2 separate regions of the Homo sapiens genome follow, and region 2 is linked to region 1. A link is a loop called in an ENCODE intact Hi-C map of the cell type or tissue named here. Cell type or tissue: endothelial cell of umbilical vein. All regions are shown on one strand. Links, peaks and the distances in the headings refer to the core of each region. The heading gives the core; the rest is flanking DNA.

Evidence for each region. Peaks named below come from ENCODE experiments on the same cell type or tissue, not always from the same donor. Only the 100,000 strongest peaks of a DNase experiment are listed, where the experiment ranks them.
Region 2: a loop joins it to region 1, with 4 times the contacts of the local background. A loop is called at or near these places in 2 of 110 quality-filtered maps.

Annotation. Positions count from the first base shown.
Region 1 is chrX:30,139,420-30,147,056 of GRCh38, forward strand. No RefSeq gene overlaps it. Among named protein-coding and RNA genes, the nearest start is that of MAGEB2, 72 kb to the right of the region's middle. RefSeq lists an enhancer at 5,973-6,267. In endothelial cell of umbilical vein, for the core only: no CTCF peak of the experiment used is centred there; no DNase peak of the experiment used is centred there.
Region 2 is chrX:30,304,065-30,311,701 of GRCh38, forward strand. It overlaps NR0B1 (nuclear receptor subfamily 0 group B member 1), which reads right to left and starts at 5,326. Exons shown (of 2, transcript NM_000475.5): 1 at 4,132-5,326; 2 at 142-759. The coding sequence starts at 5,299. The coding sequence ends at 515. RefSeq lists an enhancer at 4,535-5,035, promoters at 5,300-6,882, 5,300-5,619 and a cis regulatory region at 6,541-6,894. In endothelial cell of umbilical vein, for the core only: CTCF peaks have their summits at 4,370 (motif pointing left) and 4,573 (motif pointing right); no DNase peak of the experiment used is centred there; H3K4me3 peaks cover 215 bases; H3K27me3 peaks cover 1,008 bases.

The sequences.
Region 1 (7,637 bases), core at 1,014-6,013:
GCCTCTTTTATTAAGACCTTTGACCCATTCATAAAGGGAAGAGCCCTCATGAACTAATCATCTTTTAGGGCCCCAATTCTTACTGCTATCACATTGGCCATTAAGTTTCAACACCTAAATTTTGGAGGGGACACATTCAAACCATGACACTCTCATATCAATTTTGACACCAGCAAAGTTTTTTTGAGGAATCTCAAGGGATGCTTACCAACTTCCAGTTATGGGTTTCAGAACAGCAAGGAAGGTTCAGCCATCAGTTGCAGACTGGCCTGGACCAAAGTCAAGATGTCAAGAAGGGACAAGACACAATCCCCAGGCCAATACTACCTCGATTTGAAACAGTCCACATCCCCATTTCCTCATGCCTTACCCAAGTTTGATCTTTTCCCTGTATCCAGTCTCCTCCAACTCCAAAACATCCTCTATGCTGCTGCCAGAGTCTTAAGGCTTCTAAAATGCAAATCTATGCCACCTTGACTCTGAAAAAGTATTTAATGATTCCACATAGAATTATGACAACATTTAAAATTCTTAGATCAGCACACAAAAATGGGGCCCCTTCTTCCCTCTTTGGCCTTGCCTCTCCCCGATCTCCCTTCACCCTCACATCTTTGTCTCTGGCCATTATTTCAGAATATCCCTGTATGTGACAAGCTGCTTCTTATAGCTATGCCTTTTCCTATGCAGTTTATCTACCTAGAATACTTTTCCTTCCCTTTTTTCCTAAGTAAATCCAACTTTGTCATTCATAGTTCAACTCCAACATTAATTCCTCTAAGCCTCAATGTCTGATTTGTATGTCTTGATGTGTACTCAAATATGATAGAATTACATTATTGAATTATAAGAATTTACTTCCGGTGTTTCCTATTATAAGGTAAGCTTCTCGAAGACAGGAACTATAATTTCAGGAATGTTACTCTCTGTAAATAGCATGAGAGCATGGGCTCTGCTTCATGTGTCTTGAATTTAAATCTAAGCTCTATCATTTACTGAACATCTGACTTCCTCCTCCTAAGCCTTGCTTCTCATCTATGAAATGGAGCATTATCTCCCTTGCAGGGTTATTGTTAGGATTAAGTGATATTAACCCATGTAAATAAAGCACAGTGCCTGCCATATGGTAAGTACTCAATAAATGTTAGCTATTATCATAACGAGAAGAAAAGTAACCATTTACTTAATGAATAATTATTCTCAATGTATAATAGTAATGACTGAATGCAACAACATATTAATAGTGTTTTGAAAGACTTTTACCTTTGTCAAAATTATTATAGGAACTCTTAACAAGAGATAAAAGTTTTGGTAATTAATAGAGGAAGGAAACTAAGATGTCTTTTGGTATCCTTGTTCCATTTTGTAGATTCAAGAATTTATAGAATTGAGGCCCTATAACATCAAATGTATCAGTTAGGGTTTGATTGAAGAAGCAGAACATGAAATAATGGTTTTCTTCCATGTATTAGACCTTGGGCAATTGAAGAAGTCTATGCAAAGCTATTGCTTTCATGTCTGGTGGTGAGTCCAAGGTCACTGTGGGTCAGCAGAATCAGCAACCAGGAAGCAAAGCTGGACCTGAGATGAAAGAGTGGGAGAAGACAAACTAGAACTTTCGCAAACAAACTGGAACCCACCAGGACAAACTGTCTCCCACTAACTCCAACCTTAATAATATAAATAACCTGAAAAAGGAGACAGTATCCTTTACCATAGAATTATACACATCCTTGGCTCAAGTCTTGGAGAAACTGAAGGGCACGACCTGGTGGAAGCTGAACAAGTTAAGACCTGGTGGATGCTGGAACCAACAAAGTGAGCCAGCAGATAGGCAACGATATGCGTGAGCAATAGCAGTGCTTGAAGCCCTGCGCTGGCCTTTAGGTCATAAAGGCTGCTCACTTGCACCTCCTTAATCTCACGTAAGTTTCTCTTGGGGCCAACCCTAGCCACAAGGGAGAGGAAATATTGGAAATGCAGTTCCAACCCAGGTGAACTGACACACCAAGTAACAACTCTAAAGATACATACTTGTAAAACTGTCCCTAGAAGCCAATTTTCTTCCCATTAGATTACTCTCCCATCAATAATAGTATCAATCTCAAGGATGATAAGAATGTATATTTTACTTTGGATGGATGAAGTATTAAAATTTTGAAAGTAGACCTCAAATCAGCAGATTTTCATCAAAAGAATGCTATTCTTTCCAGTAATTCTCATGAACTTTGTTTTGTAGTAGCAAATGGTCTGTGAAATCATTCAGGCCTAACCTCCTTACTCAATACATCAACCACGTTGGAAAATCTTGGCTTAGCACCAATCTATAGAATATTCTACCTCTTGACAAAATAGGAAGGGTTATTTCCAGAGAAATTTTCAGAGAAATTTCTGAATTTTTCAGTTTTGTTCAAGATCATAGAAACCCATTTTTACTTACTTGGAAGCTTTTGGTCTCTCAGAGTTGGTCTAGTCTAAGACCATAAAACCACAAGTAGCCACCAACCTTTTCTTTAAAAATTTTGTGAAAACCCTTTCAACACTCCAAACTCTACTACTTTAATAGTAAGGAAAATTTTACCTATAGGAGAACCTGGGTTTCTATGCAACCTTTGATTTAAGTAGCTTCATCCAACTAGTTACATATTGCTCCAAAAGCTGTGAAGTACAATGAACAAAACACTCAACTGAAATCCATGTGATTTTTTAAGAAGTACCTCTAGGTGGCCCCAGAGTTCTGCTTCTGCTCTGAAATCTGGGTTCTTAGTCTTCACTAACATGGCGACTCCAGGGGAGGGGGGAGGGATAGCATTAGGAGATATACCTAATGTAAATGACAAGTTAATGGGTGCAGCACACTAACATGGCACATGTATACATATGTAACAAACCTGCGCGGTGTGCACGTGTACCCTAGAACTTAAAGTATAATTAAAAAAAAGAAAATTCCATCCAATAACTAGATAACATTTATTAAAATAAATAGCAAAAAAAAAATTATTAGCAAAAAAAAAAAAAACATGGCGACTCCAAAACATTTTCATCGTGATAATTACTCATTTATGGCAAGCTATAGCCCCTTACCTCCATTCCATTCCATCCCATTCTAACATAATAATAAGTTTTTTTAGTGCTCTTTTTTTCACAACACATTTCTTCAATTCTCCTCACACTTAGCTCTTGTCTTGCCTTTCCTTTAGATGATTTAGCACAAAAAACATGAATCAGTAGAGTCTCCTAATACTCCATTTTGTATATAGCATATAAAGTACTTGTTAAATATCCTGACTGATTTTTGAATTTTCATTTGCTTTGAGAAGGACAGTAAAGGCACTTTAACCGTGCCTGGGCACCATTTTTCCCATGATAAATGGCAGATTTCAAGAATGTGGCTTCTTCATCTCTGGCTGAACCTCCACTTGAAGGGCTTTGGTTATTCACATAAGACTTTCCATGACACATTCAGGGCTAATTCACAGGGCATGTTTGCCTGAGACAGCCGGATCTCCAGGGGTTGGACTGAGATGTTAGAAACCTCAGTGTGAGGATGGGAACTGGCTTCAGAGTACAGTTTTAAAGCGCTTGTTTTTCTGAACCGGGGAACCAGAGTTCAGCAGCATCTTCAGAGTAAGGACCTTCTGCTTGGGGATCAGTATCAGGAATATTTCCATGCAAAACTCTACTCATGTCCTCCCCTGTAGTTTTTTTTTTCCCCTTCTGTGACCAGTCCTGTCTGCCATTCTTGCTAATTCTTTCTATGCTATTAAGTGGAACAAGAATATTTACTGATGATTGCCTAACACACCATGTGTCCCAAAGATGTTTTAGTTTAATGATATAGTATCTAATATTAGAATAAAACAGTGGTTAATACCTTGGGGTTTAGAGTAAGAGAGATGTGTGCTGAATTCTAGCTCTGCCATTCGCTAGCTGTGCCACCTCAGAAAAAGTAGTTGACTCCTTTGAGTTTGGTTTCCTAAATGATATTATAAAAACAATACCTCAGGGCCTTTCTGCGAGGATCAAATAAAATGTTAGTGGATATAATGATTAGCACTGAGAGTGCATGCCATAAAGTGGTAGCTCTTACTATTTTAATATTGATTATACTGAAGTGAAATTAATGGCACCAGATAGGAACAAGTTTAAAGCCTGAATAGAAACACAAGATGTGGTACAGACTCCATGCTTTCAACTTGTTCCTATCTGGTGCCATTACTTTCACTTCAGTATTTCACTGTTTATGAATTGTGAGACCTTGGGAACATTACTTAACCCCCTATGTGTTTGTCTCTTCATCGGCAGATTGGGGAGAATAGCTACTTCTTTTGGGCCATTGTGAAAATTAAAAAAAAAAAAAAACATAATGTACTTAAGAAGGATATAGTATATAACCAATACACAATGAAGCTTCTAATCATCCCTCAGAATGAGCTATCTGTGTACAGAAAAACCTGATTTTAATATGTGCTTTTTCATTTGTTAGACATTCTTAAGTAAAAAAGCAAAGCACTCTGATTGAGGGTGGCAAGCTATGAAAATTTAGCCTCTAAGCAACAAACTGGACAAATTTTGAGAACAGGACAGAGAAAATGGCTCTCATATCTTTCATATCACACACATTTTTTCCCAGATTGCTTTGCAAGTTATTATAGGGGACATGATATTTAAATAACTGTCATTGCATGTAGGTGTCCACAGATTTCAGGAAAAGGAAAAGTTGGAAGTAGAATTAGATATTGCTGAGTGTAAATAACAATCATGGGGAGGTTGTTTAAAAATGCAGAACCTCAATTCTCGTCACACAGAGTCTAAGTATATATAGGTCATGCTCAGGAACCCACATTTTCAGAAGAATTCCAGGTGATTCTAGTACCCTACTTTGAGAATCATGACAGTAAGGACCTTTAAAACTTGTAAAATTCCATTTCTAGTAACTCAGACTCTAAAACCAAGATGTTATCACTACTTATTCTAGTCTTAAAGAATGTGCCCAACTATTTGTGTACAAATATATGTGCAAGAATGTTTGCTATTGATAAGGGTGAAAGTTCAGCAGCAGTATAAATGTCCAGCAATAAAGGATTCCTTAAGTAAATCATGTCAGTTCTGTCTACATGCTGGAATGCTATGTAGCCATTCAAATTAAGACAATTTTTACATGCTCATAATTTAGTGGTAAGTGAAAAGAGAAGATAGTGTAGATGTATACAATATGCATCCATTTGTCAAAAAATATATGCACAGAGGCTAAAGGATATATGCCAAAGTGCTATTGTGCTTAGTTCTGGATAGAAGGTTATGGATAATTTTACAATTTCCTTTGTGCTTTCTAGTGCATTCAAGATTTTATGCATTTAATGTCTGTTAGCTTCACGATTAGAAATTTTAAAGTATATTTTTAAGATTAAAAGTGTCAGTATATACATGCATTGCTCAGTAAATACAATTGCCAAGAGAACTGTAGTAGGCAGAATAATGGGTCTCCCAAAATATCCATGTTCTAATTCTCAGAAACTGTGAGATCTTACCTTACGTGGCAAAAGGGACCTTAAATATCTGATCAAGGGTTTGTCAGAGACCTTAAGATAGAGATCATTCCAGTATCTGGTGGACCCAATTTAATCAAATGAGTCCCTAAAAGCAGAGAATTTTCATGGGCTGCGGTCAGAGAGAGATGCAATGACAGAAGGGTCAGAAAGACAGATGTGAGAATGACTCAACCTGCCTTTGCTGACTTTGAAGACGGAGGAAGGGAACCCCAAGACAAAGAATGCTGATGGTCTCTAGAAGCTGGAAAAAGGAAGAACACAGATTTTCCCCTCAGGGCTCCAGAGAGGAGTGAAGTTCTTACTTACATCTTGATCTTAGCCCAGTGAGATCCGTGTTGAACATGAAGCCCAGAGAACTGGAAGATGATAAATGTGTGTTGTTGTAAACTGCTAAGTTTGTGGTAATTTGTTACAGCAGCAACAGAAAACTAATACAAAAGCAAAGCTAAACATCTCCCAACGTTTAATCTTTTTACCGCTGTGTAGACCCTCTGCCACAATCAGTAATCAAAAGTTTTGACTCACCCTGATGCATACAAAAAGGAGTTTTACTATCTCACATAACCAGAAACAGGATGGACTTTATCACAGAGTCACAGAACTCTGGCTGTTGACAGTTCTCTTGGCCCTGGACTCTACTGTGTATTGACAAGATGACTGCCCCAGCACCAGGCCTCACTTCCACACACGATAATGTCCAGAGAAAGAGCAGGACTGTCTCTTCCTGTGTCTTCTACATGAGAGTGAGGAGGTTTTCCTAACACCCCTCAGCTATGTATGTTGTGATTCTGAGCATGAAATCTAGAACCAGACTGACTGGATTAGAATAACAATGCTGCTATTTAGCAGCTGTGTAGCCTTTCTTGGACAAGTTACTTAACCTTTTTGTGCCGAATTTTCCTCAACTGTAAGGTGGAATAAGTACATTTTATTCTACCTAATTGAGGTATTACATAAGTTATTATTTGTATAGAGCTTAGAATATTAGTTGGCACGTAATGTATATAGTAGATTGTTGTAGTATTTGTTCAAGTCTCCACGTATTCACATCCTTGGGTCCCTTCCACACTGACTTTGGGCTCAGCCATGTAACTTGCTTTGGCCAATGAAAGGATAGTAGGCATGACATAAGCAGAGTTATGCAAAGCACTTGCTTATTGGGGGCTTGCCTTTTCTTGCTACTCTGAACACCGTCATATGAAGCAGCCCAGGGCAGCCTGCTGGAGAGGAAAGACACACTGCTTCTGTTGCTCTGTCCAACAACCAGACATACGAATGAAGCCATCCTGGACTAACCAGTCACCAGTCATCCATCCAGCTGACCACAGATACCTGAGCAAGTTCAGTCCAGATTAGCCAAGTCAGCCCAGACCTGTAGAGCCTCACAGCCAACCCATAGAATTGTGAAATAAATAAAGTCACTCAGTTTTGGGGGTGGTTTGTTATGTACCAAATATTAATTAAGGCTAACTGATACAGTGAGCACTCAATAAGAATTAGCTATAATTTGCTATTGAGCTTCATTGACCAATCACCAACAATGAGGTGATTAACGAAACAGTCATAACAATGATCAATTTAAACCAGAGGCTCTCCACCCTGGTATCATTAAAGGTAGGTGAAGCATTAGCAAGATACAAAGGTATTTCTAGTGTGCAGTCAGAGTTGGACACATTTGATTTGGAGTAATCATTGAGAGGGAATATATATTGATATGTCAGTCATTATGATCATTACATGCATGGTCACATAGCTGGTCAATGGCAGAGCAGTGACATTGGCTAGATCTCCGGAGACCCTGCCTGGTGTTTTTTTTCTATCATTTCATGCTGTGGAAAACAGTGATATCCTCAGGCATTCACAACAAGTTAATTACTGGGCATATTGTCCAACAGCAGAAGAAAGCTTGTTCACACTGTTTTTCTTTGAGCTCCACATATTCTGAGGCAAAATTTTTTTTAAAAAAACTTCAGATAACATTACTGAGACCTTTTTTCTTTTTTTCCTGCATGCCCAGCAGCTGGTGAGTGTTCAGCATTAGATATGAGAAGTTAAGCTGAATAAACTGGAGGAAAACCTTCTGGAGAA
Region 2 (7,637 bases), core at 1,594-6,593, 170 kb after region 1:
GAAATGAAGATAGAGCAAAGTGACCTCCCACTGATACTGGCACATAATTACATTCAATGTCATGTTGTTACTTCCAAAGATACTTTTTGCTTATGTTGGCTAGGTTTTAATAGTTTTTGAGGCCTTACTTAAACCCTGCTGAAGCTTTTTTCAATCAAGTTAATAGTTAAGACCTTAAAATTTATTATAACAATATGTACAAATTTGATTTGAGCAGGTTCCATGAAATTGCTACACTTGTGAAAATAGCTTATTATACTAGTACCCTGCTATTTTTTTTTTAAAAGATGTACAGAGCTATGCTACCTGTTGGCAAATGTCTTCTTTAACTATGGAACAGAGAAATTTGTGACTGTCTGGAATAAAATTATTTCTTTAATTGAATACAAAAATACTCTGCATGTAAAAATATTAAGAAAGTTTATTTTAAAATATTTTACACTCTTTTGCCCACAGCTCTTTATTCTTCCCTCATGGTGAACTGCACTACTGCACTTGTGTGGCCCACATGACTTTATATCTTTGTACAGAGCATTTCCAGCATCATATCATCCATGCTGACTGTGCCGATGATGGGCCTGAAGAACAGTTCAGCAATGACATTGGCATTGATGAATCTCAGCAGGAAAAGGGTACTATTAAGTTCGATGAATCTGTCATGGGGCCCTTGGTGCGTCATCCTGGTGTGTTCACTGAGTATTTGCTGAGTTCCCCACTGGAGTCCCTGAATGTACTTCACGCACTGCAGGCCCGGCACGTCTGGAGGGAGAAAAATCTCTTTGTTATAAAACAGCTCACCACAGAGTCCTTTGCTAGCTTTTTAAAAATAGCCATTTCTGTTTCATCCCAATTAAACAAGACCCAAAGCTTCCCGGTTAAAAGGGTAAAAGGCCAAACCAGTCTACGTTTTCAGAAGCAACGTGTCCAAGAATGAAACATCATGTGATCTTACTTAATATTTACTATGTTTCTATGCACACGTTTGCAAATACACTGGCCATGAGCCAACAAACGCACACAATTTAATATGACAGTAGAATACGGTTTAATGAATCATCACTCCAGTTCACTTTCTATGCAAATATGAAGAAGTTCATGATATTTCAAGAGGTGGGCACTTTACCTATGAGAAACAAGCCATGATAAACAAGAAGTGTTGCCATGAGACAAATGTTTTTACCATTCTTCTTTGAACTTTCCATCATTACACTGATCGTTCAGCCAATGGTGGTAAACTTCACAGCCACAAACTTTGACGCACAGTTTCATTTTACCTATTTGCCTGCAGGCCAATATTAGTCTAGAGGCCCGAATAATTTGAAAGCTAACACTGGCCACTTAGCTCATTGCACCATGATTTCTGTATTGGGGAAGATTTTGAAAAAAATAAAAGAATGATTCTAATGAGTGTTCAAAAAGGCTCTTTTCAAAAATATTAAAGTAAGAAGTTTTTGAAAATTCTTATAGTCATTAAAAGTTTAAAAAGTAAACATGAAAACATCACGAATTGTACCATGATTCAAGAATAACTTTTGTAATAGAAAACACATGACCTTTTGCAGTATAGTGTGATACCGAAGTAAAAGTGAAAGAAATAAATGCAGGAAAGTTTAAGTGGATGTAAGTTTTTATAAGGAAAGTAATAAGAGGAGGCTGCTTTTGAAGGTCCTTTGATCTTCCATGATGATAATATCGTTGCAAAGTTCTTTAACTTGTATTCAAGTAATTAGCAGTTGACCACTTGGTTTAAATGATGTTAATGATGATTGCAATCATTTTCCTTCCCTTTTCCTAAAAAATTCAACAGAAAAGTATTTTAAAAGCACCATGCCAATCATCACAGAGCAGCAGAACCAGTGTTCTTTAAAAAAATAATAATGGTAATAAGCGAGAGGCACTCCTATTATGGGCGAATATCAAATCTCATAAATAAGAACAAAAATAAAGCAACCATTTTAATCCATATTCCAGTTCTGATTACTCTAGTCCACACATTATCATCCCCTTCTATCTACAGCTTGAGATCCAGGCTTAAGACCCAATTTTGTTGTGTTTGAATTCCATCGATGAAAGTAGGAAGAGGCTTGCATGAAACTCCACCAGAAATCTGAAGCTTCTCTAGGTCTAGATTCATGGCTTGTGAAAACTTCATCTTGTGTATGCCACATTACTTTTCTCTGTGTTCACAATATACCCCTCCACCTTCTCCCCACCCAAGTGGTTCCCCCCCACACAGAGACACACAAACTGGCCTTCAAAATAAGGTCAGGGAAGAGAAAATGCAAATGGACTCCACAGTTTTATATCTCCTTAAGTTTGAACCTATATATATAATGTATTTAAATTTATATATGGGACATACAAAGGATAAACAGCAAAGAGAGGCCACACTCTTAATAGGCATTACCTTTCTCCCAAATATAGGTACATTTGTGTTTCAAACACACTCAGCTTAGCTGGTTAAACTCATATTGAGAGAGGATTAGGAAAAGTCAATCAAGAATAAGGAAGAATGTGTGTGTGTGTGTGTGTGTGTGTGTGTGTGTGTGTGTTAAAAGTATATAAAACAGAGTCAAGGGAAACTGTTGATACTGAAACTAATGGAATGTAAATTTCTGGAAGCTGAGCCCCTCTCACCTTTATATCCCAACAGGACGAGGAACATAGTGGATGATTAGTAACACTGGCTGAAGGAATAAGAAGACTGTTTTCCAAATAATCTTAAGAATCATCTGCGACACTTATTATGAATGCAGATTTGCAGACCCTGGGCCAGAGCTACTGAATCAGAATATATAAGGCAGGAGCCTAGAAAGACTTTTATCTACTCCCTCCCACCCCCAACCACACACACACAAGTACTTCTTATGCACAGGCAAGTTTGGAAAACAATGGTATAAGCAAAAAGGTAACATATAATAGACACTGGGGTGAGCTGAGGTCTCTACGTCATGAAACGTGAGGTTTGAACAAATTATTATCCCACCAAATACTGATCTATGCACCCTCAAAAATGCTAGGCAGGGGGCAGGGACTTAATCAGAGATTCCAGCACCAGGGAAAAAAGATACAAAAGGAGCATTATAAAAACTATCCCAACTCAAGTTGCCTGGAAAATTTTGTTCCCACTTCAATCATTTTGAAAGGACGCTGGTTGAAGATGATTCTAATAGTGAGAAACACCCAAGACAAGGTGCCTGGCTGTCCAGGGAGACGTTCCTCCAGTGATTTGGTTGCACTCTGTGGGACAGTGTGTCCAGCACCCAACAGACAACCTGAAAGTTTAGTGCAGCCAATATCCCACTGGGCCCAGAAGACAGGACCCTCAGGTGCCACAACACACCAACCATTTACTTGGGACCTTGGGACACATCTACCTACTCAGTAAAATGGGGTGGGGGGAGGCTACAGAGCAAAGGGGGTTGATTAGCAGGTCTCTAAAGTCTCTTTGAATTCTAAAATACAGTGCTCCTGCTCTCAGTCCCTAATGTGTCTTTTTTCCCTATCCCTTTGCCAACCTGATATTATTCACAGAGATTTGGAGGAAGGGATAGTCCAGATGCTTAGGACCATACAAATAACCATTCAGAGGCAGGCCCATGAAACACTACATCTAGTGTCTTGTGTGTCCCTAGGGAATAGTCTCTCTATGGGACCCTTTAACAAATGTTTCCTTTTTTGCTAGCCTTAATAGATTTCCTCCCCCCAAAAAAGGTTCTAGTAAATTTCAGAATGGGGTTTCAGAAATCGATGTTGCAGAATCTTCAGTGAGCAAAAACTTTTTTTAGAAAAAGATATGCTCTGGACTTAAAAGAAAGCTAAAGAAGAAAGAATAACCATTTCCCATGAAGGCACAAACTTTTCTATGGTAAGAAATGTGTAGAGAGCCAAGTACAAACCTAAACAAACAACTCCCCTCCTCTTGGCTGAGTTTCTGATAGCAGCCCACCCAGCAGAAGTGGTTCCTGGAGCTCCCCACCCCAACTCTGCTGAGTTAGTCACGATTTCTTCACCTTTGCCCCGACACTCTCCTGATCACTGAAAACTCGTTACTGCCCGCGCCCCTAGATAGGCACTGCCCGATGCTTTTGTGAGCTGGGAAAAGCCGGCGCCTAAGGCCAGTACCCTTACCCGGGTTAAAGAGCACGGTCCCCTTGAGGTAGGCGTACTCCTTGGTACTGATGTTCAGACTCCAGCATTTGGAAAGAAAGCACTTGATGGCTTGGACCTGGGAGGCGGAGGGCACCTTCCTGGCCTCCGCCGGCGGTGCCAAATGGTGCTGCAGCGTGGGCACGGGCAGTGGCTCGTTGCCCCCGGTCTCCCGCCGCCTGGTGGTGAGGATCTTCTGCAGCATGCTGGGCTCCGAGACTTCCACAGTCTCGAACTGCAAGCGGTCCTGGGCCAGCTCAAGCATGAGCAGGGACGCCCAGCAGTTGCGCACCAGCACCAGCTGCTGGTCCAGGGGCAGCACCTGGAAGCAGGGCAAGTACTTGACGAAGCGCAGCGTCTTCAACAGGCCCGCTGAGGCTGCCTCGCAGACCACCTGTGGACTCTTGAGCGCCACCGGCCGCAGCGCACCAGAGGAGGTGTCCCACCAGGGGGCCCTCGGCCGCTCCTCCGGAGCCGCCTGCGCTTGATTTGTGCTCGTGGGCACGCAGTAGAGGGTGCTGCCCTGCTGCGGGTGGTCTTCACCGCAAAAGCAGCAGCGGTACAGAAGCGCCGTGGCCCGCCCGCCTGGTAGCGCCTCTTTACCCCCTGGCCTCTGCGCGAAGTAGGAGCGGTCCCACCACGCGCCCCCTGGCCGTGCCTCGGGCGCTGCCGGAGCCACGTGCGTTTGCTTTGAGCTAGTGAGCAAGCTGTAGAGGATGCTGCCCTGCCGCGGGTGGTCTTCACCACAAAAGCAGCAGCGGTACAGGAGTGCCACGGGCCGCCCACCCGGAAGCCCCGCTCTGCCCACCCCGGGATCAGAGCCGCACGAACAGCCCCAGCACGGACCCAGCGTCGCCTCGGGCGCCTTCGGTGCCGCGTACGTTTGCTTTGCGCTCGTCAGCATGCTGTAGAGGATGCTGCCCTGCCGTGGGTGGTCTTTACCGCAAAAGCAGCAGCGGTACAGGAGCGCCACGTTCCGCCCGCCCAGCAGCCCCTCTCTGCCCACCCCGGGCTCATCGCCGCACGAACAGCCCCAGCACTGATCCACCAGCCGCGTCTCTGGAGCCTCAGGAGCCGCGCGCGTTTGCTTCGCGCTCATAAGCATGTTGTAGAGGATGCTGCCCTGCCACTGGTGGTTCTCGCCCGCCATGGCCCGCGGCGCCCGTAGCCCAGTTCTGCCCAGTGGCTGCCTCCTGGGACCTATTTATACCTAGCGCGCACGCAGGCGCGTCGGCCGCCTCGGTCTGGGCAAGGGCGCGGAGGCGGGCGGTGTGTGCGGGGGGGCGCGGTGCTGCGCTCCGGTGTGTTCGCCCATGACCTCGGTGGTTCGAAGGGGCGGGTGCTCTTTAAAAGCTGGAAATGGAAGAACAGCAGCGTGGGAGCTCCTGGACACTTTCCTCCTTCCTCTCATTACCCCTTTCCCTGTCTCAGGAAGACCGGAGGAGAGCGAGCGCCTGGATGCTGTTGCAACTCTTTCCATTGAACCCTCGCATCTAATTTGTTCCCTTTATTGGGAGGGCAGGGGAAAAGAGGAAACATCTACTTCTATGCTCTTTGTAAACTTTCATTAAATTATCACAGTTTGTGTGACTTATATTTGTATATGGATAGGGAGGTCTCATTTTCTGAGACCTTGAAAAATACAGAACATAGACAAGCATCATATGGGAACTCGGTGGAAATGCCCAATCTCAGGCTCCAACCAGACTTTCTAACTCTGAATCTGCATTTTAACGGTGTCCCCAGGGATTCACATGCACCTAGACGTTTGAAAAGCACTGCTCTAAATATGCTATCATAAGCGCTCAGTTTAATGCCATCAGTATTTATAAGCGCCCACTATGTCCTGGATGCTGTGTTAAGAGAGCTGGGGGCAGCGAGCAGGATGTAAAAGTGCCTAAAACTTAGGAATATAATAATTACGAGGGGATAATATTGTTACAGTGAGAATTGTTTTCATTTTAGTATATATTTTTTTTTCTTTTAACTTTTAGGTTCAGGAGTACATGTGCGGGTTTGTTATATAAGTGAATTGCTTGTCGTGGGGGTTTGGTGTACAGATTATTTCATCACCCAGGTAATAGTATCCAATAGGTATTTTTTCTCATTCTCTCCCTCTTCCCACCCTCCACCTTCAAGTAGGTTCCAGTGTCTGTTGTTCCCCTCCTAGTGTCCAGGTGATCTCTTTATTTAGCTCCCACTTGCAAGTGAGAACATGTGATATTTGGTTTTCTGTTCCTGCATTACTTTGCTAAGCATGATGGCCGCCAGCTCTCATTCTTTTTCATGGCCGCAGTGAGAAATTTTGATCCTTGTAAAAGTATTCCATTGGTAAGTGTGTAATTAGTATTTCTTTTCCCACCCTTCCTAAGTGAATAATGATAAATAGAAGCATCAGGAAGCCTGGATCCATTAGTCTTCACTTGCCACACAGCTGTGAAGACATGGGGCAGGGAAGGGTGTTGGTATATACCAGCTGATACAGAATCATTTTTACTTTTTCCCTCCCTCCCATCCTCCCTCTTTCTTTTTTTGCTGTTTCTTTTCCTTCCTTCCTTCCTTCCTTCCTTCCTTCCTTCCTTCCTTCCTTTCCTTCCTTCCTTCCTTCCTTCCTTCCTTTCCTTCCTTCCTTCCTTCCTTCCTTCCTCCCTCCCTCCCTCCCTCCCTCCCTCTCTCACTCCTTCTCTCTCTCTCTTTCTTTCTCTTTTTCTTCTTCTCCAGGACCTGGAATTCTCAGCATAAGAGGAAAACCTAGGAGACCCCCATTTTGCTTGCAGCGTTAAATTTCATTCTGCCTGTGAGAGGCCCTAAATAGCACAGTGGTTAAATCCCTGGAACTAGCACTAGATTGCCTCAGTTTTAATCCTGGCCCTGCCACTTTGTAGCATCATAACCTTGGGCAATGTGTTAGTTTCTTTGTCGCTGCTTTACTTACCACAAATGTAGTGGCTTAAGTCAACACAAACAACACGAATTTTTTATGTTATAATTCTGGAAGCCAGAAGTCTGAAATCAGTTTCACTGAGCTAAAGTCAAGGTGACATTTCTTCTGGAAGTTCTAGGACAGAATCTATTTCCTTGCTTATTCTAGCTTCTTGAAGCTGCCTAAGCTCCTTAATATCTGATCACATAACTCTGGCCTCTGCTTCCATCTCCTTCTCTGATTCTTGTAAGAATCTTTGTGACTATAATGGACCCACTCAGATAATCCAAGATAATATCTCTATCCAAAAATTCTTAACTTGATCACATATGCAAAGGCCTTTTCATTCTATAAGTTAACAAATGCACAGGTTCTAAAGGTTAGGACATGGACATCTTTGGACACTATTCAGCCTATCACAGGAAAGTTACTTAAGCTGTTTGTGCCTCAGTTTCTTCATTTGTCAAACATGCACAACAGCGTCTGTGAGGTAATCTTTATACATGAGTTAATTTGTGTAAAGTGTTTATAATAATGTTTGTTATGTGTCAAGTGGTGGATGTAT